3 separate regions of the Mus musculus genome follow, and regions 1 and 3 are each linked to region 2. A link is a loop called in an ENCODE intact Hi-C map of the cell type or tissue named here. Cell type or tissue: left cerebral cortex. All regions are shown on one strand.

Region 1 (8,000 bases), 350 kb before region 2:
TCACTCTGTTCCATGATGATCGTGGACACACCAGGCTTCCAGAACCCTGAATGGGGCGGCTCGGCCCGTGGAGCCTCCTTCGAGGAGCTGTGCCACAACTATGCCCAGGACAGGCTGCAGAGGCTGTTCCACGAGCGCACCTTCCTCCAGGAGTTGGAGAGATACAAGGAGGTAGGTAGTGCCACCAGGGCCCTGCCAGAGCCCCACTCCACCTCTCCTCTGGCCCAGGATCCTGGCCAGGGCCTCTGCACATGCGCATCACTGTCTCCCAGTTCTCCGTCCAACCCCCTCATTTCTGCCCTCCCTGTTTTATGGATGGAGAACCATCCTGGCCCTTAGCTGTGTCCTTTCTTTGCAAATCCTCTGTGCTCTAGGAAGCTGAAGGCGTATTCAAAATCCCAGGCAGGTCTTCTTGGTGGCTCTCCATGACCCACTTTTCAGTCTGTGAACTGCCACAGTGCAGTTTCTGCCTCACAGTGGGCCTGGGCGCCTCTTCTCCCAGATCCCGTATTTCTTACAGCCTAAGACTTGGGTGTGGCTAGCTATTGAGACCCTCTGAAGAGCTCCCTGGGATGGGGTGAGATCTGAGATTTCTTCCTCCTGCGGAAAATGATATTTGTCTTGGATAAGAGAAGACCCCAGAGGGAGGGGTGTGGCTTTGTCTGCGTGGGTTCTGAGGATGATTGGGTGAAATGGAGAGAGGGCTTATTCGGCATTGCCTAATCAACTGGTTCACATAACAGCCGAGCATGACTGCGGTTTAGTATGAAAAGAGAATGGGGGGGATCTTAGCTGTCAAAGAATCCTGAGAGTGGGAGGTGATGAACAGTTTGTCCTTTGAGATAGTTTGGGGTGGGGGGCTGCATGGAGATGAGGCATTGCATTTGCTGACCCTAGAGGCCCTGCCCAGTCCGCTCCTGTGGCTGCACAGCCCACTCCTGTATACTCTGTGGTCCCTTGTGCATTACCGTTGTGCCTTCTTTCCTAGGATAACATAGAACTGGCGTTTGATGACTTGGAGCCAGTTGCAGATGACTCCGTGGCTGCTGTGGACCAGGCTTCCCACCTGGTAGGAATGTTAGGGAAGCATAGGCTAGCCTAGACTCTTTCCACTCGCTGGTCTCTGGTAGAGCCCTCCCTCTGGCAGAGCTGCTGCGGGGGCTGCTGCTGTGGCCTGAGGAAGGATCACACCCATATAGCATTCACGGCATCACTGCAGGTACCCCGTCTGCCTGTGAGGGTGGCACGCTCTCCTGCCTGGCAGAATGGGGAACCATAACCCAGAGTCCCAGCCAGACAAAAAAATGCCCCTCTTCTCTTGCTACCTGAGGCTCAGACCCTGTCCTAAGCCTTTCTGAGCCTTCAGTGTACTTGCCACAAACCCTAATGTCTGCTGCTGTGGGTTGAGGGTGTGGGGTGAGACTCCAAATTGAGAGGCTATAATCCTTCCCTCCATCGTCACAAGAGGAAGGCAGATGCAGTCTCCCAGGGCCTTCGAGGAGGCAGCAGCACCCTCAAACAGGGAAACAGTGTAGGGGCAAAGATAAGTATGTGAGTCCTCACTCCACAGCCGTGGGGAACAAGCTGTCATCCTTTATCTTGGATATCTTGTTGCCTGGGGCAGTGGCTGGCCTAACGAGGACTTGGCGTTTGGTGATTGTCACCAATTCCAGAATCTGCAGCCTATACATTTTTTTTTGGAGAGTGCTATTTTTGCTGGGCAGCAGAGCTCTTGGTCTCCCTGTTTGCCTGCGGTGGTCCCTGCTGGGCTAGCACAGGCGTGGGGACAAATGCTTAGAGTGCCAGGAAACTCTCCAGGGAAGACAGAGTTTCTATTCCTAACACCTGGGCTCCTGTGGTGGCCTCCCTGGAGAGCCTTTGACATCTTCAGATGTGAGGAAGTTGTCCTGGCGTCTCCTGAGCAGCAGGGGGCAGACGTGTGTCAGGCTGTAAATCAGGCAGCCTCCCAAGGTCTCTGCTGGTTCTGGGGAGGGATCTCCAGTGCCACATATCACATCACTCCGTCCTGCTATTCTTCTCCAGCTACTAGAATACCATCCCCACCCACTGGCCCTTGGCCTTCTGGGACTCATACCCTACTCCCTTCTATGGGGAAAAAGATACAGGCAGTAGATCAAAGAGATCAATTGTCTTATTTTTCTTGTCTGCCAGGCCCTAAAAGCCAAGCAAGAATGCGGTGTGGGCAGTTCTTCCTGCCTAAGGAAGACAAGGGAGATAATCCAGAGACAGAGGCACAGGAAGGGCACCTTAGGCCAGATGTGGCCGCAGGCTTGGTTTCCTTGGTCTCCATGGGGTAGTAGAACGAATTCCAGCCTCTCTTGAAAAAACCAGAGGCTTAGAGGCCAGGCGAGTAGCTCATTTGGCAAAGCTCTTGCTGTGAAAATTGGAATTCACCCAGGAGACAGAGACAGGAGATCCCCAGAGAAGCTGGCTAGCTAGACTAGCCAAACTGATAAGTTAAGGCAAGGAACCCTGTCTCAGTATGTAAGATGGAGACACCTTGAGGAAGGAAGATACCTGGCATTAGCTTCTGCTCTACACACATGTGCACACATGTGCACACCTGAGTGGGGGGATGGGGAGAGAGAGAATGAGAGAGAGGAAGAATGAGAGAGAATGAGAATATTTGCCAACACTCACTACATGCAGGCTCTTCCAGGACAGTAGTCGGCTTGAATGGCCGTCATTCCCTTCAGGTAGGGACACATCCTGCTTTTACCCACTCTGCCTCTGTTGACCACTGCCTCTAAAGAGTCACCTGCCTCGGGGGTTTAGTCCTTGTGTTTGTGGCCAGCAGAGATCTGGGCACTCTCTGGGTTCTCCCCACGGGGACCAATGTTAACATGACAGCCATCATTTATGAAGAGCCTTCTTTGAAGCTGGGTGTGGTGGCACATGCCTTTAATCCCAACACTCTGGAGGCAGAGTCACATCGATCTCTGTGGGTTTGAAGCCACCCTGGTCCACAAAGTTAGACCCTATTTCAAAATAAATAAGCAGAGAAAAGCCTCCTTTGAGCCTTGGCTGTGCACAGACTTACAGACTTCATCACACTGAATCCTCCAGGGAGTGAGGGCAGTATGGGGGCTGACCTTGCTCCCGTGCCTTCTGAGGGGATAAGGATTGAGGAGAAGTTCTAAGTATGAATGCACATCAGAAGGAGCTTCAGTCTTGGGTCCCTTTGGACCCCGAGTCCCATCAGTCTTTTATGGTGGATTCTTAGCATTCTATCTCAGCTCTTGTTCCATGTATGCCCATCTCATCCACAAGGTGGCAGCAGTGAGCAACCAGCACCACACCGTTCAGATTCAAGCACCTGTTAATAGCGTGTGGTTGGGAGGGGACGGCTCCTTTTGCACAGCTCCACACAGCTAAGCCGGATCTTTTCCCTTGAACATAGGTTCGCTCACTGGCCCATGCCGATGAGGCAAGAGGGCTACTGTGGCTCCTGGAAGAGGAGGCACTGGTGCCTGGTGCGACAGAGGATGCCCTCCTTGATCGTCTTTTCTCCTATTATGGCCCCCAGGAGGGTGACAAAAAAGGTAGGTAGTGCCTGGAGGACAGCCCTTCTGCTTTGGAAAAGCCGGGTGGACTCTCTACCTGTACATCGGCGTCTGGGTCCTGACAGTCAGAACTTTGCTTCATGTGCCCTCAGGCCAGAGTCCTCTTCTGCGAAGTAGCAAACCTCGGCACTTTCTCCTGGGCCACAGCCACGGTACCAACTGGGTGGAGTACAACGTGGCTGGCTGGCTGAATTACACCAAGCAGAACCCAGCCACCCAGAATGCACCCCGGCTTCTGCAGGACTCCCAGAAGTAAGGCCACCTCATGTCCCGACCCTACAACTGTTCTCTGGGCTCCCTTCCTCTGGTGATATGTCACAGTCCCATCGATAGCAAGGCAGATAAGCCTCTGGCCCCTGAGACAACAGTCAAGGTCACAAGGGCTTGAGGACACAGGAATAGAGATGGGAGGCATGGTTAGAAGTGCCGATAGTTTTCAGTGTGGATGGTTCCCTCACTCTTCAGAGAAAACACACACGGTCAGCAAACTCAGTAGCACACACCCATAGCCTAAACGCTCAGAAATGAGTAGCAGGGGTGTCAGAAGTTCACGGTCATCCTTGGCTGCATTTTTAGAAGATTTTATTTTTTTATATTATGTGTATATGAGGGGAGAGGAGCAGTACATGTGTGCAGTGCCCATAAGAGGCCAGAAGAGGGCGTCAGATGCCCTGGCATGAGAGTTACGATGGTAAGTGAGCCACTTGCCATGGGTCCTCTGCAAGAGCAGTCAGCACTTTGAGCTGGTAAGCTATCTTTGCAGACCTCTCAACAAAATTCAGAAACAAAAAAATTATTTTAAAACCCAGAAATCCATGGGTGGTGGTGGAACCTTCCTTTAACCCCAGCACTCAGGAAGCAGAGGCAGATGGATCTCTGTGAATCTGAGGTCAGCCTGGTCTACAAAGTAACTTCCAGGATTACCAAGGCTGTACAGAGAAAACCTGTTTTGAAAAACAAAACAAAACAAAACAAAAACAAATAAACAAAACAACAAACAAATAGGAGCAGTTAAAACCCAGAAATCACATAAGCCCTGTTATTTACTCATTTACATCATAGATTCTCCCTCTGCAGGCAGGACTTGTAGGTACCAGGTAGTTATCAGTGAAGAGAACACACATCCCTGCCCTACACGAGAGAGGTACTGACCAAGAGATGCAGTACACAGACTAATTATGGCGTGCTGAACTGTACATTAGAAACATCTCCCCTCACCGGCGAGGAAGGAGCGGATTCTCCCACTGCCCTCTCCCTTGTACGGCCTCTGCCTGTCTTGAGTTGTCTCTCCTTCTGGTTTCCCTGTAGAATATGAGACATACTGCCCCAGTAAAGATGGCTCAAGCCTCTGACCACAGCCGTATTGGTTTTGTGTGTGTGTGTGTGTGTGTGTGTGTGTGTGTGTGTGTGTGTAGGGGGTGGAGTGCAGCCTCTGTTGCCCCACGTTGCAACTCCTTTTCTGGCCTTGCCTCCTGCAGAAAGATCATCAGTAACCTGTTTCTGGGCCGGGCGGGCAGTGCCACGGTGCTCTCAGGCTCGATTGCAGGCCTGGAAGGTGGCTCCCAGCTGGCCTTGCGCCGGGCAACCAGCATGAGGAAAACCTTCACCACCGGCATGGCCGCTGTCAAGAAGAAGTCGCTGTGCATACAGATTAAGCTGCAAGTAGTAAGTGTTCAGCAGGTCCCAGGTCCCTTCCTCTGGCAGTGTGGGCACTCAGCACACTAACGGCATGGGAGCCCACTCAGATCCACTGGCCTCGATCACTGCTAGTAGGGTGGCTGTGTCTGGCCAGCCAGGCCTGAGGAGGGCAGGGGTGTCTGGGCTTAACAATGTCCTAGCAGGTGGCAGACCAGCTGCTCTCATATGAGGAGTGGAGGTACCAGACATCGGAGCACTGAAGGCGTCCCTTTCCCTTTGGCAGGATGCCCTCATTGATACCATCAAGAGGTCCAAGATGCATTTCGTGCACTGCTTCCTTCCTGTGGCCGAGGGCTGGCCTGGGGAGCCCCGGTCTGCCTCTTCCCGCAGAGTCAGCAGCAGCAGTGAGCTGGACCTGCCCCCGGGAGACCCCTGTGAGGCTGGGCTGCTACAACTGGATGTGTCCCTGCTCCGAGCCCAGCTCCGGGGATCCCGCCTGCTTGATGCGATGCGCATGTACCGCCAAGGTGAGACATCTTCCCTCCCAACCAAGCCCAGGAGCTCTTTCCCACAGCTGGCCCCTTCCTGCCCTGATGCTGTCCTGTCTAGGGACTGGCTTGAGGTCCCTTCCTTCTGAAGGGCCTTCTTCTATTCCCAGCCCAACCTGTTGCTTTATGACTTTCTACTGTGGGATTCTCCTCTTCCTTCTCTCCCTTGTTCATTCTAGTCCTACACACACACACACACACACACACACACACACACACACGCACAGGCGTGTACACTCCAGCCCTAATGCCCTATCATTTGCTCTCTCTGTTCCTCTTGCCCATCATCCCTGGTGTGGGCAGGTCAGCTCTGCCCGTAGCATCAGATAAGAAGACTCAGTGCCTTTTCAGCTCCACCTGCCCAAGGGGAAGCGGGTGCTAAATCTCTTGGAAGTACATAAAATTCCCAAGAAAGGTCAGAAAGACCCTTTTAATGGACCCAGCTCCAGGGGGAGGGGACAAGGATGGCGGTAGCAGTTGCCATCTGTACAGTATTCATGGCTTGTCAGGTGCTCATCCCAGCTCTTTCACACAGTAATTCACAGCAGCCTCGTGAAACAGTGACTACTATCATCCCTAAGTGAGGAGGCAAGCCTCAGAGAGGCTAAGGAGCATGCCCAGGGTCACCCAGTGGCAGAGCTGGGTTCCAGCCAGACAGGTTTGCTTGTCCGGCCTCTTGCAGAGAAATTAGGAATTGCCAGGTTTCTGCTCTTTGTTTCCTCCCATCACCGAGAAGCTCAGGCCGGGCCCCACCCACCCACAGACAGGTCCCTGGAGGTATCCCCACAAGCACCCTCATTTTTCCTCAGCAGTGAGAGCCAGGAAACAGGCTCCCTACCCCATTCTAAATAAATCATCGACCTGTCCCCACGTCTTGATATGGAGTTGGTGTTTATTATTTCAAAACCAGATTGTTACCGCTCTGAACCGAAATCAATGTGCTTTACTCAAACAAGCAGATCGATGAGACCAGCGGCAGCGGCCACCCCCTCCCCCCAGCCCCCAGCCACTATCGATAGCGCTGATGATTAATTAAGATGCCAGGCGTCCAGACCTGCTATCCTGGCCCATCAATTTAATTGCAATTCAGATACAATCAATAGCTCACTTTGTCTCGGCCCCTCAGCGGCCCCCGCCTCCTGTTCCAATTATCAGGCACATGCATCAGCCTTCTCTCCCAGTTGGAGGCTTTCCCAGAGCTGGCTGGCCAGAGCAAGCCCCCAGCTGGCTGTCAGCAGCCCAGGTGTGGACACCACTACTGCCTCCAGCAGCAGCCTTGGTGACCTTGGGCAACCCAGTGGCTCCAACCTCAGGCCTCAGTTTCCTAGGCTGACAGCTGAAGCAGATCCTTCTGGGATCCCTTTCTGGCTCGAGGCTCTGTAACCTGGGGAGTGGACCTTTCGGCCTACTACCATGGGCCCGGTGAAATCAGCATAACTGGAGTCTACTCCTGCTAGCCTGTCTCCTGACCTTGGTCTAAGCCAGGAGCCATCTCACCCTTCACTTCACTTCCAGACCAGACACTCTTTTGGGAAAGAGAATTTCAGGGATTTTTTTTTTTTTTTTTTGGTTCTTGTTTTTGTCATTTTAGCTTTAAATTCAAGGTCAAAGTGGGGCAGGGAGGGAGCCCTTCCATAATCCTTCTTCAGGAGACAAGAGACAGGGAGGTCCCATTTCACTGAGTGTTTACACGCTAAACTGCGCTTACTACATATTTTGGTCTCTGTGTCTGCTGTATGGAATAAGGTCCAAGGCCCTGTTTCAAGGTGAAGAAGGGCCTGGAGTGTGACTTTAGCTCATGATAGAGAAGGGAGCCCCCACTCAGGAAGCCCTTCAAATGAAGATGGCAGAGGGCAGCTGATCTGGGGATGGCTGGGAGGTCTGGGTGGCCTCTCTAGGGCACTTTATACCCTTCCAAGTTCAGGACTCTGTGATAATAGAGACTGAGCAAAGCCTTGCAACCTTAGTAAGAAAAAACAGTAGGACATCAGATTGTAGTTGAAAAAATGTGGGGGCTAGCCTGGGATCCAGACCCAACTCCTTACAACCATGTGACTTTGACACACACACACAGAGAGAGAGAGAGAGAGAGAGAGAGAGAGAGAAGTAGGGTAACTTTCTCCAAATTCAGTCTAAGGGGAAGCTGAATACAATGAGTAATTGATACAATACCTGCCCCAGGACTTCCCTGTAAACTAAAATAACAAAATAAGTTTTGCCTTACACATAT
Region 2 (8,000 bases):
CCCTGTCTCGAGAACAAAACGGTCTGGAGAGATGGCTCTGCATCCAATTCAGCAGGCTCAAAACCACCTGTAACTCCAGCTTCAAAGGATCTCATGACCTTTCCTGGCCTCCAACAGTGGCATTCACTCACATACAAAATTAAAATAATAAATATAAATCTTGGCCTGGAGAGATGGCTCAGTAGCTAAGAGCACTGGCTGCTCTTCCAGAGGACCTGGGTTTGATTCCCCACACCCACATGGCAGATCCAGTTTCAGAGGCTCCAACATTCTCTTCTGACCTCCACAGACACATAAAATAAAAACAAATGTTTTAAAAAGGGAAAACTGGGGCTGGAGAGATGACTCAGTGGTTAAGGGCACCGACTGCTCTTCCAGAGATCCTGAGTTCAATTCCCAACAACCACATGGTGGCTCACAACCATCTGTAATGGGATCTCATGGCCTTTTCTGGGGTCTGAAGACAGTGATAGTGTACTCATAAAATAAATTAAACAAATAAATAATTCAAAAAGGGGGGGGGAATTTTACCCTCCTTGTGACCTATGTAAAACTAGGTCACATTTAAAAAAATGCCTTCTTCATATATAAATCTGTACAATGCATTCATAAACAGTTTGCTTTGTTTTGGGTTTTAGCTTTTAAAAATATTTATTTTATATGCATAAATGTTTGGCCTGCATACACGTTTGTGCCCACGGAAGCCAGAGGAGGGTACTGAATCCCCTGGAACTGCTGTGTGTGTGGATCCTTGGAATAGAACTCTGTCTCCTTCAAGAACAAGTGCTTTAACCACCGAACCATCTTTCCAGCTCCTGGTTTCAAGATTTTGAAATAGAGTGTCACTACACAGCATGGGATAACCTTGAAAACTCAGTGTTCCCAGGTTGGCCTTAAATTCCCTAACCCCAGCTTTCTGAGAGCTGAGAGTCCAGGCTTCTGAAATTCTTTTCTGAGTACAGGCCTGTGCAAAGACCTCAAACTTCAGCGCTATCAATAATTTAGTCGCCTCTGGCAATGTCAAGAATATCTTACTTTAAAAATATCCCCTGGGGGCTGGAGACATGGTTCAGTGGTTAGAGCACTGGCTGCTCTTCTAGGCTCAATTCCCAGCACCAACGTGACGGCTCACAACTGTCTGTAACTCCAGTTCCAGGGCTTCTGACACTCTCAATCTGACATACATTTAAGTAAAGCACCAGTGGGCACAAAAATAAAGCTTTAACAATCTCCCCGAGCCTTCTAAAATGGTCCTTCTCTGCCTTCACCAAATCTAACCCCTACATAGCAGCCACAATGGCACCCAGCTTTGTTTCCTTGTCTGAGCTGGCACTCCAATCCAGGGCCCTCTATTGCTGCACCCCAACCTGAGAATGTCCTTCAAACACAGGGGTCAGGTTAGTTCACTCCCTTGCTTTGTTTGTTTTCAGGGTCACTCTCACAGAGGCCAGGCTGACCTTGAACTTGCTCTGAAGCATACACATTTAGCTAAAGACCTTAAACTCCCTATCCACCAGCTTCTACCTCCACCATTCCTGCTGAGATTCCAGGCATGGACCACCATATCGCATTCAGCTTTCAAATTCTTCCCTGGTTTGTGGCGTAGCTCTGTGATACCGTGAATTCAATAGCTAGCACAAACAAGAACAAAACCCTCTCGCCTTTATACTTTAAATCAACTCAACCTCTTTCTCTGGTTTACAAGATCATAATCTGGTCCCCACCCTCCATGACAACCACATTCCTTACCTTGCTCACCACATTCCAACTACAGGAGTCTTTTTCTCAGTTTCTTGACTGCTATAACATTTTTCCCATGTGAGGGTCTTTGCAAATGCTACTTCATCTACCAGAAGGACTCTACCTGGCCCTCATTTCTTCAGATCTTTTGGTTTGGCTTTGATGTTGCTGATGTTGTTTTGTCAAAACAAGAGTTTCTCAGTGTAGTCCTGGCTGTCCTGGAACTTGCTCTGTAGACCAGGCGGGCCTCAAACTCAGACTTTTGCCTGCCTCTGCCTCACAAGTGCTGGAATTAAAGGTGTGTGCCACCAAGCCAGGCTCAGTTCTTCAAGTCTTGACCTTCCACCTCATCTGGACTCCTTAAGTTCCTGCTGTTGATAACTGCTCAAACTTCATTAACTGTTTTAACAATGTCTTGCTTGTTGGATCACCTTCCTGTGGGCTATATTACCTTCCTTGGTGAACTTCTTAAGTTCCCTTTTGGTTTAGAAATTAAACCCAAGTACGCTAGGCAGGAGCTCTACCACTGATATTCACCCTCAGTCCCTCTTTTCTTTTTCTAAAATTTGAGAAGGGTAGCACTAAGTTGCCTAGACTGGTTTTAAGCTAGTTATGTAGTTCAGGCCTGTCCAGAGTATACCATAAAAACTGCTTTTCTGCCGGGCGTGGTGGCGCACGCCTTTAATCCCAGCACTCGGGAGGCAGAGGCAGGCGGATTTCTGAGTTCGAGGCCACCCTGGTCTACAGAGTGAGTTCCAGGACAGCCAGGGCTATACAGAGAAACCCTGTCTCGAAAAACCAAAAAAAAAAAAAAAAAAAAAAAAAAAAAAAACTGCTTTTCTTTTCTTTTTTAAAGATTTGTTATATCTAAGTACATTGTAGCTATTTTTAGACACACCAGAAGAGGGCGTCAGATCTCATTATACAGATGGTTGTGAGCCACCATGTGGTTGCTGAGATTTGAACTCAGGACCTTTTGGAGAGCAGTCTGTGCTCTTAACCATCTCTTCAGCTCTTGCTTGTCTTTTCTTTTGGAGACAATCTCTATGTAGTCCAGGTTGGCCTCGAATTCACAGCAATGCTCCTACATCTGCTCCCAAGTACTGAAATGACAAGCGTGTACCACCCCACCTGGTGCACGGTCTCTTACTGTTGATAACTGCTCAAACTTCATTAACTGTTTTAACAATATCTTGTTTGTTTGGATCAACTACCTATGGGCTATGTTCGTAAAGGGGAAGTACCTCGCCTGTTTTGGTCATAACTGTAAACTCCGGGCAGTCTGACCTGTGCAGTTTACGCTTATTATCAGTTGAAGCAAAGAATAACCAATCTACAGGGAAAAACTATCTTCCAAGGGCACAGGCTGGTCTGGAGGGCGTGGTTTGGCTGTGGGCGGGGCCTCCCGCCTAAACCTAAGGACCGGATGCCTGGGCGGGGCATCCCATAGTGGTGCTCTGGCTTCGGGGCGGAGCCAACAGGGCCACGATTTCTTGGTCAGAATTAGGGCCCTAATTTCTCCCTTAGCATTTCCTCCCCAGCGCCCTGGCTCACCCGAAGGCACCTCTTCCCACCACTCGGATCCGCTCGTACTTCTCCATCTCATTTCTCAGTTACGCTTCTGGAATCCCGGTGCGGCGCGTGCGCGGACCCTCCCATCTGGGAGCTCCTCCTCCTTGCTGTAAAACTTTTGCAGGGCGGAGCCGGCGAAACGGGGGCGTCTGTCGAGTCCGGCGTCTTTCTCTGACTTTGAACTCAACCTAGAGGCTAAGTCGTGTTTCCCCAACGAGGGATCAGAGAATAGTCGTTCTGGGTTTCTTGACGAGTCCCTCAGTGCTCAGAACCGTACCAGCCACATCGCACACGCGTGACTTGGGCATAGGTAGTTAGACTGGAGCGATAAGGCGCCCACTTATGTTGCCCGGCAAAAAAACAAGATTGTTCTTTCAGAGGTCTAATGCGAGTGGAATGCGAAGATCGATACAGTCCCCACTGTCCGGGACGAGTTGGCACTACCTCAGAAAGATAAAGGGATTCTCATGATTGGCACGTAAAGTATAAACCACCAAAACCGAGCCGGTCTGTGTGGGGAGAGGAGCGGCGTTATTTGGTGTTTGCCGAGGGAGGGACCGGGAAAACCCCAGTTGGACAAACTGATTCACCTGAAGAGTACATGACGTGGTCTCTTGGTTGTAACAACTACTGAGCACAGTGCTCTCGGTTTCTCAGAATCCGCACAAAACGCTGCCGTAGGGGGACTCGGAGCTTTACTCAAAACTTATAGCGTCGCGGTAGGGGGAAACCCAGAGAAGGTTCTATGCTTCTGTCCAGAAATAGTGGGCTGGTTGGTATCGCTGCTAGGGTTTCGACCAGGATGAATGAAATCCTGACTTCTTCATGACGCCTGCAGCTCTAAGGGAGTTATAAAATGTCAGTATTCAGGAGGTGGTCCTTAGCTAACAACGTTCCTATTTCTCAGTGGGCGAGAGAAGGGTTGTTTATTTTTTGTCCCTGCCCCGCCCCAAACTAGCCTACGTGGAGGGAACCTGTGGTCACTGGCTCAGGCCGGAGTTGGCTGGGGAAGCAAAGAGGGAGTGCTGGGGTAAAACGCTCACACAAAACATTACATCGTGCTATCACTTAGTAACCGAATGGGCCTTGAGTGACCCTGGGGACCTCTGGGAGTTAATGTGTAACCCTGGAACCATCAGGGAAGGCAGCAAATACCCAAAAGGCATAGGTGCCTGGGAGTCTGAGCTTGGGCTTTTGCCCCTCAACATCTTGAAACACCGTTCTCCTAGTCCCCACTTTTTGCCCTCGTTGTCCACTTCCACCTCCCAAAGGCACACTCCCTTCATTCAGCACCGCCTCTGGGTTGCTCCTTTTCTCCTGGTCTGCCGATCCCGCTCCGCAGAGCAACTGCCTTACTCTCTGGAGTGGAGGCGGGCTTGGATCCCGCATCACAGTGAGGACAGACTGACACCTAGTGGCCAGAAGCCGCATCTACTCCAGGCCGCTGCCCTGGAGAGAGGGTCACCCCAGCTGTCTGGGCAAATCGGCAGCCTTCCCCGCCCCAGCCTCCAAGGAGCCAGAAGAGGGTTGGGACTGTCTGAGGGAGGACTGTGACAACCGCTGTGTTCCAGGAGCCCAAGAACGATGGGGAGAAGTGTGGTGATGGTGGGTGACTCAACAGTTCCTAAGCACCACTCGTGCGGGGCGCGGGAGAAGCAGGTAAACACGTCGATCCCGGTCCAAGAGAGGAATCGAGTCTGGGCGGAGCCGTGGTCTGAGGCGGCGCTCCTGAGCCCCCGGGTTTAGCGTTCAGCAGCCCGGTCTGTGCGACGGTCCCGCCCAGCTCTGCCCTGAAAGAGTTGAGAGAGGAGCGTTCTCGCAGAACCTGCCCAGGGTGTAGGAGCTGGTGGCGGCAGAGAAAGTCGGGAAGTGGGCTAGTGGGGCCGTACGCACGAGGGCGGCCGAGGACGCCTTCGGATGTCGGGAGGCGCCAGACAGGGTGCCTCGGCAACGATGGCGAGGACAGCCCCTTCGCGCTCGAAGTCGGCCGATTCCGGGCGGGGCCCTGGGGGACACCGGCCTCGCGCCCTCCTCGCGGCAGAGGCGCCCGAGGGGCGGGGGCAGGCGGCGGGGCGGGGCGGGGGCGAGGGCGGCAGGGGCGGGCAGAGGCCTCACTGGGAACGCGGGGAGGAGCGAAGGGGCCTTGAGGGCTCCGCGAAACTGTGGGGCTGGCGGCCCGCGGCAGAAACGATCGTGGCGCGCTGGCCAGAGAAGGAACGGTGTTCCCAGAACTGTCGGAGGAGACGGCTTAAGGGGCGGACAGACAGACGGCAGGAAGGGTCAGCATGCCCCTACTGTTCCACCCCGCCTGGCCGCTGCTCCTGGGCGCCACGCTGACCTTCCGGGCACTCCGGCGCGTGCTCTGTCGCCTGCCCCAGCCTGCACACGTGCAAACCGACCCCCTGCGCACCTGGCGTTGGCACAACCTACTCGTCTCTTTCACCCACTCCATTGTATCAGGGATCTGGGCACTGCTGTGGTGAGTGAACAACCCGGGGTAAATGAGATGGCCGTGGGATCTTTCGCGGGGTGCTCGGACTGGGCTCCCTCTTGCTATTCCCATCACGGGTGAACAGACGCCAAGGATCTCACCTGATTCCGTTTGGAAAACTACCCAACCAAGAACGGCTGTGGGAAACCCAAGGTACCTGGGCTTTGGCCAAGTCCCTCCTTACTCTTCAACCAGCCAATAGTAGGCGCACAGAGCACCCTGGGACTGGCAAGACTGTTGGGGGAGGCGAGGGTCCTCCGGGAGGCTACAACCGCGAGAACATCCCTTTTCTCTATTCCAGCTTATGGCAAACCCCTGAAATGCTGGTGGAGATTGAAACAGCGTGGTCAGCTTCTGGCTATTTGCTTGTTTGCTTCTCTGCAGGTAGGTTATGCCCAAGAAGGTTAAGATTAGATTGGAAGATAATTTCAAAGTGTTCAGTCTTTTCCTCTTTCCCTACCTCTCCACTAGGATACTTTATCCACGACACAGTGGACATTGTGGTTAGCAAGCAAACTCGAGCTTCTTGGGAATACCTTGTTCATCATGTCATGGTAAGGGAGAACCCGGTGAAATGACACAGGCAAAATCTTCACAACCCCTGGAGCCAGGGAGGGAGGCCATCTTAACCCAGCAGCGTCTGACTTCTAAGTTGCCTAAGACTCTCTCAATGTTTAAACACCTTCTGGGGACAGCAGAGTGCCTAGGCCTATCTACTATCTAGGTAAACAGACCAGGATGTCATACAGAGTTAGACCCTCGTGGACAAAGTCTAACGCTAGTGAATAAAGAAACCTTAGCAGTAAAGTTGGTGTTCCTCAGCTTCCGACTGATATGACCTGTTTTCATGGGCCCTTGTTCTGTCACTTGTCCCCTAGGCTATGGGCGCCTTCTTCTCTGGTATCTTTTGGAAAAGATTTGTTGGTGGTGGCGTCTTAACACTACTGGTAGAGGTCAGCAACATCTTCCTCACCTTAAGGATGATGATGAAGATAAACAATGCTCAGGATCTCCTCCTCTACAAGGTCAACAAGTATATCAACTTGGTCATGTACTTCCTCTTCCGATTGGCCCCTCAGGCCTACCTCACCAAGTTCTTCCTACAGTATGCTGGCCAGAGGACCCTGGGCACATTCTTGTTGGCCATCCTGCTCATGCTGGACTTGATGATAATCATCTACTTTTCTCGCCTCCTCCGCTCTGATTTCTGCCCTGAACGTGCACCCAGGCGCCAACAAAAAGACAAATTCTTGACTGAGTGAGAAAGTAGAACCCAGGACTTGTAAAAGGGATGGCAAGCACAGCCAATTGCTCTGTAACATAAACTAGTACTCTGCCCCAAGCTTGGGTGTATTCTGGGGCCAGCCTTTCCACCTTAAGCTTACACCCACACTATTGAAAACACTAATGAAAGCTCTCTGAAGTCCTGTTCTTGGGCAAGGGTTGAGGGAAGCAGACCAACCGGTTGGGCATGGCTAAATGGGTGAGGACAAGACACTGTCCAAAAGCCTGCCAACCCATACTGCCCTGAAATGGATGCTGACAATTCTAAAATAACCCCTCTGCTCTTCCAAACCCTGGTATTGGTTTCACACCAGCCTGTAGCAGGGAAGGAATTCTTGTAAAGCTTGTCCTTTGAGCCTGTGATGGAGCAGTGTCCCAGGAGAACCAACACCTGTCTATAATAAATGACCCTGGTACTGAGCTAGCATGGGGACTGCATCATCATGTGTCCCCATTGGGTTAAGCAAATCAAGTCTTAATTGCTCAGAGCTGAGAAAGCCCTGGGTTTGATCCCAGCACCCACCCCGCAGCATGGCCTTGTCCCCAGCCCAACTAGAAAGCGACAAATGACAAGCAGCATTATTTATGGTGAAAAAAGTATATATTTAGAATTAGCCATCTGGACTCAGTTTAGATGATCCCAATCTGAAAAACAAAACAAAACGGAGCTGAGTTACTGGAGCTGAATTCCTTAAGGTTAAGTGTGCTGGGAGGACAGGACAGGGAGGGCGGGGCTTGTTAGAGAGTGCAGTCAGATTTGCTGTTGATGCAGCATCTAAACAGAGAAATGATTATGCTTACCTTGTTGGCAACATCTAGGGCATCATAATCAGGAGCCAAGCGAACATACGCCTTCTTCTCTCCGTCGGGCCTGTGTGGAGAAGGAAGCCTCAGAGTTAGATGCTCACAACCC
Region 3 (8,000 bases), 140 kb before region 2:
AACTGTGCGGTGTCTAGACTGCAGAGGACAGGAGTGAGAGGGTCACATACCTTTAATCCTAGCACTTGAGAGGCAGAGACAGGTAGATTTCTGTGAGTTGAAGACCAGCTTGGGCTACATCCTAAGACTCTGTCTCAAAATAAACAAGCAAACAAATAAAATAAATTTTTTTTAAAAAGGTGTGTAAGAGAAGACCACAGTCTCTTAGGAAAAGTTTGTTACAGCAGGACATGCTGGTGCACACCTGTAATTCCAGCCCTGAAGAGGCTGAGGAAGGGAGATCATGAGTTCCAAGGCAGTCTGAGCTACGTAGCAAGATGCTGTCTACAACAGGTGAAAGGCTGTAATTGATTTTTATGGTAAATGATAATAAAAACAAGGGATGTTAATGGCAAATACCTGCACGCTGCTGACTGGGTATTTAATATATATTAACTCTAGCTCAGGCAGGCCTTGAACTGGTGACAAAAGGGTAGCTAGGATAACCAATGTGTGCCACCACACCAGACATACATGTATTTTATCTGATTTAACTCTCCCAGCTTTTTTTTCCAGTAGAAAGTATTATTATTGCTGTTAATATTATTACTATCCTCTCATTTTTCAGTAAGAGAACAGAGGCCCAAAAGATATTCAGTATCACGTCTGAAGTCACACTCTAGTTAGGGGCAAAGTCAAGATTTGAATCCACACACCCATTACACGCTGATGCATAGAGGCAGGTTTTAGTCATAGGTGGGTAGACTCTCAGAAGCCTGGAAAGAGGGAGGAGAAGGGAGATACCCAGTAACAATCCTAGCCCTTGCTGCTCCACAGGAAAGTGGAAACAATGAGGTCATCTTCATGGCCTTGGACTTGGCCAGTCTGGCCTCCGTGCAGGCCTTTGCCACAGCCTTCTTAAGCTCTGAGCCAAGGCTGGACGTCCTCATCCACAATGCAGGTGAGGAGTAGCAGGCCCTGTGGGAGGGCGGCGGGGAGCCTGGAGAGGCAGACCCTCCAGCAGACACATCTCACAAGTGGGGATTCTAAGACCTGTGGGACACCTATGACAGCACCTCATGCCTAGCTTCTGCTCTAGGGATCAGCTCCTGTGGCCGGACTCGGGAAACCTTTAACCTGCTGTTGCGAGTGAACCATGTTGGCCCTTTTCTGCTGACGCACTTGTTGCTACCCCGCCTGAGGTCATGTGCCCCCAGCCGTGTGGTAATAGTGTCATCGGCTGCCCACCGACGTGGTCGTCTCGACTTCACACGTCTGGACTGCCCAGTGGTGGGCTGGCAGCAGGAGCTTCGGGCGTACGCTGACAGCAAACTAGCCAACGTGCTGTTTGCCCGGGAGCTTGCCACCCAGCTTGAGGGCACTGGTGTTACCTGCTATGCGGCCCACCCAGGTGAGGCCTGACTGACGGCTCTTCCTTACTTCTCTAGCATCTTTGTATGTTACTATGTGCCTCCATACCCCCAGTCTCCTATTGAGTCACAGAATGGAAACATGGTCAAAGGGAAACCTGTTCCTTGCTGATCTTGGGAGCAGACTTTCTTCTCATCTGTTTTCTTCCTTGCTCACCTTCACGCTTGGATGCTGACCACTGGCTTGGGGATAAAACAAGATCCTGATGATAATATAGAGGGCTGCGGCTGCAGCTGATAGGTAGAACACATGTCCTAGTATAGGCCAAACCCTGAGCTTCTGCTCTTTGGTTTAGGATGTTTGGTTGGTTGGTTGTTTGGTTGATTTGGTTTTGAGACAGGATCTCACTGTGTAGACTAAGCTGGCCTGGAGTTTGCTTTGTAGGCAAGGCTGGCCTCAAACATCCAAAGACCTGCCTGCTTCTGTCTCCAGAGTGCTGGGATCAAAGGTATGGAACATCATTCCTGGCTTAGTTTAGTGTGTGTGTGTGTGTGTGTGTGTGTGTGTATGTGTATGTGTTAGTTTTCTCTGCATGGCTATATACTGTAGTGGTGGCAGTGCCCACAGACGTAAGATTCTCCTAGCACTGGTGTTACGGATGGTTGTGACCTTCCTTCCATGTGGGTGCTAAGAACCAACCTAGGGGCTGGAGAGATGGCTCAGCGGTTAAGAGCACTGACTGCTCTTCCAGAGGTCCTGAGTTCAGTTCCCAGTAGCCACATGGTGGCTCACAACCATCTGTAATGGGGTCTGATGCCCTCTTCTGGTGTGTTTGAAAATAGCTACAGTGCACTCATATGAATAAAAAAATAAATAAAATCTTTAAAACCAAAAACCCAGGTCCTCTACAAGAGCAGCGAGTACTCTTAACCACTGAGCCATCTGGTTGTTCTAGCTGTTTGTTGGCATTTTATTTTGTTCTGTTTTTTGTTTTAGTTTTGATGGGGGAGGGGGGTGGTTGAGACAGTTTTCTGGAATTCTGGGTAGCTCAGTCAAGCCTCAAATTCACCCCAAACTTCTTGCCTCATATTTAGATTTCCCATATAAGCCACCACACCAAGCTAAGATTGGGTTTGGTCCCCAACACCACTGAAAAGACAAGTCAGGGCGGTGGTGATGATAAGTACGGTGCCATCCAGTCAAGGATCCCTTTCTTTATGGAACCTACTATACAGTAGGCATGATTTATGTGCTGGGACAAAAGTAGTGAGGCCGCCTTGGTCTGTAAGACCCCGTCTCTCTGAGAGAAGACAAAGCAAACACCAAGGACCTCGCCCTCATATCCCATGACAAGTGGCGATAACATCCGGAGAGAGACACTAGGGAAAGATAAACAGGAAAAGAGGGACCTTCTCAGATGTAACGTTTTTATTTTGTCAGTGGCTGTCAAGGAAGACACTTGGTTAGAATTGAACACAGATCTGAAAGAGATAAAGGGATCTTTGAAGCTCAGAACTTGAATAAGGAGCACAGAGGCAGGTGTTGCTAATGTGCTGCAGGAGGCTGGTGTGCCTAGAACGGAGGAGGAGGAGACATGGGCTGGTGAATCATCTTTGTCCTTAGACAATAGGCTACAATAGACAGGGCTCGCCTAGATCATCGTACTAACATCTTAGAAAACCGTTGTTTGGGGCTTCTTTGTAATCGCACTGATAATAATGCTATTAACCTTTATTAAGCTCTTGTTACAATTACAGATCCCCAGTGTTAAAAAAAAAAAACGGTGGCTGATATACTATAGGTTCTTAAAAATGATGGCTAAACAAAGGAATGGGGCTCAAGATAGATGAAAAGCTGGTATGAATTAGGCACTGTGGTACCCCCAGTGGGAAGCTGAGGCAGGTGTATTGCTGCCAGTTCGAGGTTAGACTGAATTTACAGAGGCGTGAGACTCTTTCTCAGAAAGAAAGGAAAGGACCAGGGATGTAGCTCAGTTGATAGAGTACTAGACAGCAGGTACACAGCCCTGGGTTCAAGTCACTAGCACCAAAAGCGGGGACAATAGCGATTAAACAGCAAAGAACATAGAACACACATAAGCACAGCCTAGGAGATGGGACTATACAGGCCGTTAGGCTGGTAGGAAGGCTTTCTGTAGGAAATGGGTTAAATCACCTTGTGGGGCCCCTGAATACCTGGTAGACACTTTCCCTGGAAGCAGATTCTACCGTCTGATCCTAGCTGGTTTTTTTCCCTGCCTGATGCCTGGGCCCCCATTGCCTTCCTCCACAAATCCTCTTTCTTCCTGCCCACAGGACCTGTGAACTCGGAGCTCTTCCTGCGTCATCTTCCTGGATGGCTGCGTCCTATTTTGCGCCCACTGGCTTGGCTGGTGCTCCGGGCACCTCAAGGGGGTGCCCAGACACCCCTGTACTGCGCTCTGCAGGAGGGCATTGAGCCCCTCAGCGGGAGATATTTTGCCAACTGCCACGTGGAGGAGGTCTCCCCAGCTGCTAGAGATGACCAGGCTGCTCAAAGGCTATGGAAAGCTACCAAGAAGTTGGCAGGGCTTGCACCTGGAGACGATGATGATGACCCTGATGAAGAGCCGGAACCTGAGGATCCCAGGGCCCCATCTTCTCAGAGCGCCCCCAGCCCTGAGAAAACCACAGTTTCTGGACCTTCTCATAGCTATCAGGGCTCGCAAGACTTATCCAAATTGACACAGCGAAGAATTCAGGTGAAGGATGAACCTACACCCTAACTTTCCTAACCCCCGGGATAGAATGCTTTTGTAGCCCAGTGGGATCCCTCAAAAATCTCAGTTGTGTGCCTGGGCACTGAAGGGTTGCCACATTTACCTCGGAACCTCTTGTCATGTCCTGAACAGCCCTTTTCCTTGTGAAAGGAAATGAATACTACTTCCTAAGAGACACTGTAACCCCAGATTCAGGGATGATATATGAGATACTGTGTTGCTCTGGAATTTGATTTTCAGATTTCTGAGCCCTTCCCTGAGTAGTGATCTGCCCAGGGAAAGGGCCGGAGACTTTGTGGTTGATGCACTGCAGATGTTAAACATTAATTACTGACTGAATTCAGCCCTTGGCAACTTTCTAGCTAGGTAGTGAATTTACCCCCATTTTTATGGAGGCGGAATTGGGAAAGGACTAAGTCAGGGCAGGAACTGGGGTTTTGAGCCCGGGAGTCTGCCCTAGGGCCGGTGCCCGAGGTGACGCAGTAGTAACTGTGATACAACTGAGGTGCCCCAAAGGTGCTACAGGGCCAAACCCCCTGGAATAAAGCGAGCTGACTGTGGATGCTCTGGCTCCCGCCTCTTTCCACATGCCGGCCCCGCCCTCCGCCGCTACACTTCCGGCGGGGCCGCGGCCGCAGAGGGGCGCAGGCGGGCGGGGCTGGGGGAGGCGGGATAGGCTGGGCGCGGCCGGCGCTGCGGACCCGCCACAGCCCTCCCGGTCGCTGCGGACCCAAGGCCTGCTGGCCTGCCAACGGCGCCATGGGCAACTGCCACACGGTGGGCCCCAACGAGGCGCTGGTGGTCTCAGGTGAGGAGAAGGCGAGGGGTGGGAAAGGGCCGGCGTGGGGTGCGGGTCCCTCGGACGCACCTGAGCCAGCCCTCCGGAGAGCGGTCCTCCCTCCCACAGCACGGCCTCAGGCGCTGACCCTTCCTCTGCTCCATGGTGGGTTTAGGGGTTTCTAAGGTTTGTGGGTTCCAGTGCTGGGACTCGCAGCTCTGGAAGGCAGGTGCCTGTCCGGGAGGGGCCTGAGGCACGGGTCCCTCTTTTCCGGGTGAGGCAGACCCGTTAATTCCGAGCAGGCTAGGGCTTGCCAGGAATTACTGCCATCACCCGCCCTGCAAACGCGGGTGCGGCCTCTACAGTTGGGTAACCCGGCTGTGGCCTGTACCGCTCTAGATTACAAAATGCAGCAAGCTCTAGATTTGACCAGATGGGGCTTTGGGGGGACGGTAGCGTAGGAAGCCTTATAGCTGATATTTCTTTTAGGTGGTGTATTTGGAATGTCATAGGAGGTAGCTCAAGGCACCAAGGACCCTGTTGCATGCAAGCTCGCAACTGTAACCTCTTCCCAGCATCAGCACTGATTTTCAGCCTGTGTGCAGAATTCACAAGGCTGGCTGCCAAAAGGGGAGGTAGAAGCCCCGAGCCAAGGCTTATAGATGCCATTCTTGGGGAGATATAATAAATCCACTGGGCCCCAAACATAGCTCTCAGCGTTGTTGTTTGGATTTCAAAATCAATCCCTTTCCTGAGACATCCTCACAGTCTGTAACCAGGACCCTACTAAAGCGAGAGACATATGATCTTGTTGAAGACCAGGAGTCTTGGCTGGAGTCAGAAGGAAAAGCACAGAGGCTAACTTTTGGCATCCTAAAGCCCAGTCTTGTCTCCCTCCTCATCCATACCTAAAGATGGCTTTTGGAGCCACATAATGGTTTGAGTAGGCTTGAATTTCCAGTTTGTTTTGTTGGGGGGTGGGGAGGCTTAGTGTTTTTGTTTGTTTGTTTGTTTGTTTGTTTGAGGTTTATCTTTTTAGGTTAAATTTTTTTTAAGTTGTATGTGTGCGTGTGTCAGTGCCTTGTCTGCCTATCTGTCTGGACATGCACAGGTGAGTACAGGTACCTGAAAAGGCCTCACAGGTGTTGAAATATCTTGGAGCTGGAGTTACAGATGGTTGTGAGCCATTTGACGTGGGCACTAGGAAATGAATATGTGCCCTTAACTGTTGAACAACCTCTGTGTTTGTTTTGAAAGAGAGGTTTGACTTGGTACCCCCCGATGATGCGATTACAGGCATTCAGTCACCACACCCAGCTTGTTGATTCTGTGTGAGTGTGCTTATGGTGCTAGGAATCAAACCCTGGGGACTCACCTGATGCCAGTCAGGCAGTATGCCACACTCCTCGGGCATAGGAGGGTATTAGACACCAGAATCTGGGGCTAAGCAGAAGGCTCAGTAGACAAAGGAGACTGACACCAAGCCTGATGACCTGAGGATGGAATCCCCAGGGCTCATACGTTGGAGGAAAGGAACAAACTAATTCAAGAAGCCTGTACACACATGTACACACACACACACACACACACACAAACACATACAATAAACATTACTTTTTTCCTCTGGGTGTGGCTGCGCATGCCTTTAATTCCTGCACAAGGAAGGCAGAGTCAGACAGGTCTTTGAGAGTTCCAGGACAGCCAGGGCTATGTATATACACCCTGTCCGAAAAAAAAAATTTTAATAACTAAATTAAAGTCTGGGGCTGGAGAAATGGCACCATTAAGAGCACTCACTGCAGCCGGGTGTGGTGGCTCATGCCTTTAATCCCAGCTCTCGGGAGGCAGAGGCAGGCGGATTTCTGAGTTCAAGACCAGCCTAGTCTACAAAGTGAGTTCCAGGACAGCCAGGGCTATACAGAGAACCCTGTCAAAAAAAAAAACAAAAACAAAAAACAAAACCACTCATTGCTCTTGGAGAGGACCGTCCTTCAATTTCCAGCACCGACATGGCAGGTAACACCAGTCCCGGGGCACACACACCCTCTTCTCGATTCCTTGTGCATGTGGTGCTCAGACATACCTGCAGGCAAAAAGCCACACAGAATAAAATAAAAAGAAAATCTCAAAGATAAAACAAATCAGAATTTGGGCAGCACTTTCTCCTCTTTTGTTTCAGGAAGCCCAGACTCTGGGCTGAGGAGACCAAAGCTTAAGTTCTGCCCTGTGGAAAGGCTGGCAACTACAGGGTGAGAGGCAGCCCTGGGATGGGTGGCTCTGTACCTGTCTCCAGAGGCAATGCAGAGCTGGATTGGAAGCTGTTGGGGTGGGGGAGGGCGGGGTTGGAGAGAGGTGATTGTGCTAAGAGTCCATGAGCACAGGATGTTAGGATGTGAGGGGTGGGGAGAAATAGTGCCTAACGTAATAGCACCATGGCGTTTGAGATGTGGTGAGGTACGTGGTGAGGTGCAGTTTCCTCAGCTGAATAGATTCCCAGGAGAACAGAGCAGAGCAGCTGCCCACACTGGTCTCTGTGTCCCTTGGACCTGCAGTTCATCCAGAGGCACTCAGCCCTGTTTCCAGAGAAGGCTGTTAATTCATTTGCTGTTGTCCGGCCTCCCTCCTCCATTCTGTAACACAAAATTATTCTCTCTTTCTACTTTCAGGAATTTCACGTTAGGACTGGGAATGGAGTTTAATTGGTAGAGTATTGGTGTGCACAAGGCCGGAACATGTCTCCACTCCCAGCACTTGGTTGAGGGGAAGGGAGCAGGAGAGTCAGAAGTTCAATGTCAGTTTCATCTGCTTAGAGAATTGGAAGACAGATGGTCAACATGAGACCTTGTCTCAAAAACACAAAATTATTTTCCCACCTTAAAGATATTTTAGGGAGATGGAGAGATTGCTCGGTGGTTAAGAGCACTGTCTGCTCTTCCAGAGGTCTTGATTTCAATTCCCAGCAACCACATGGTGGCTCACAACCATTTGTAATCAGATCTGATGCCCTCTTCTGGCATGCAGGTATACTTGCAACCAAACACTCATACATAAATAAAATAAACATTTTAAATGCTGGGTAGTGGTTGTACACGCCTTTAATTCCAGAGGCAGGTG

Evidence for each region. A loop is a pair of places that touch in the nucleus more often than their neighbours do. Peaks named below come from ENCODE experiments on the same cell type or tissue, not always from the same donor. Only the 100,000 strongest peaks of a DNase experiment are listed, where the experiment ranks them.
Region 1: a loop joins it to region 2, with 2.4 times the contacts of the local background. A loop is called at or near these places in 12 of 42 quality-filtered maps.
Region 3: it touches region 2 in a loop (5-fold over the local background); 9 of 42 quality-filtered maps call a loop at or near these places.

What each region holds. Positions count from the first base shown.
Region 1 is chr11:77,824,115-77,832,114 of GRCm38, forward strand. Myo18a (myosin XVIIIA) reads left to right here. Exons shown (of 41, transcript NM_001291213.1): 14 at 1-171; 15 at 989-1,069; 16 at 3,422-3,563; 17 at 3,677-3,836; 18 at 5,063-5,249; 19 at 5,506-5,749. Among named protein-coding and RNA genes, the nearest start is that of Gm36875, 13 kb to the right of the region's middle. In left cerebral cortex, CTCF peaks have their summits at 1,915 (motif pointing right), 3,290 (motif pointing right) and 4,239 (motif pointing right); DNase peaks (open chromatin) are centred at 304, 1,932, 3,292 and 6,975; H3K27ac peaks cover 1,771 bases.
Region 2 is chr11:78,173,266-78,181,265 of GRCm38, forward strand. It overlaps Nek8 (NIMA (never in mitosis gene a)-related expressed kinase 8), which reads right to left and starts at 3,401. Exons shown (of 15, transcript NM_080849.3): 1 at 3,295-3,401. The coding sequence starts at 3,341. It overlaps Tlcd1 (TLC domain containing 1), which reads left to right and starts at 5,393. Exons shown (of 4, transcript NM_026708.2): 1 at 5,393-5,791; 2 at 6,105-6,187; 3 at 6,275-6,357; 4 at 6,682-7,555. The coding sequence starts at 5,598. The coding sequence ends at 7,065. It overlaps Rpl23a (ribosomal protein L23A), which reads right to left. Exons shown (of 5, transcript NM_207523.2): 4 at 7,889-7,958; 5 at 7,670-7,732. The coding sequence ends at 7,718. Mir7653 (microRNA 7653) reads left to right here and starts at 5,562; the gene lies at 5,562-5,622. In left cerebral cortex, CTCF peaks have their summits at 2,652 (motif pointing right) and 4,733 (motif pointing left); DNase peaks (open chromatin) are centred at 3,186, 3,372, 4,736, 5,147 and 1 more place; H3K4me3 peaks cover 3,457 bases; H3K27ac peaks cover 1,247 bases.
Region 3 is chr11:78,033,197-78,041,196 of GRCm38, forward strand. It overlaps Dhrs13 (dehydrogenase/reductase (SDR family) member 13), which reads left to right. Exons shown (of 5, transcript NM_183286.2): 3 at 817-940; 4 at 1,079-1,390; 5 at 3,666-4,668. The coding sequence ends at 4,114. It overlaps Flot2 (flotillin 2), which reads left to right and starts at 4,735. Exons shown (of 11, transcript NM_001040403.2): 1 at 4,735-4,916. The coding sequence starts at 4,868. In left cerebral cortex, CTCF peaks have their summits at 2,209 (motif pointing left), 4,766 and 7,876 (motif pointing left); DNase peaks (open chromatin) are centred at 4,731, 5,227, 5,455 and 7,851; H3K4me3 peaks cover 1,591 bases; H3K27ac peaks cover 1,028 bases.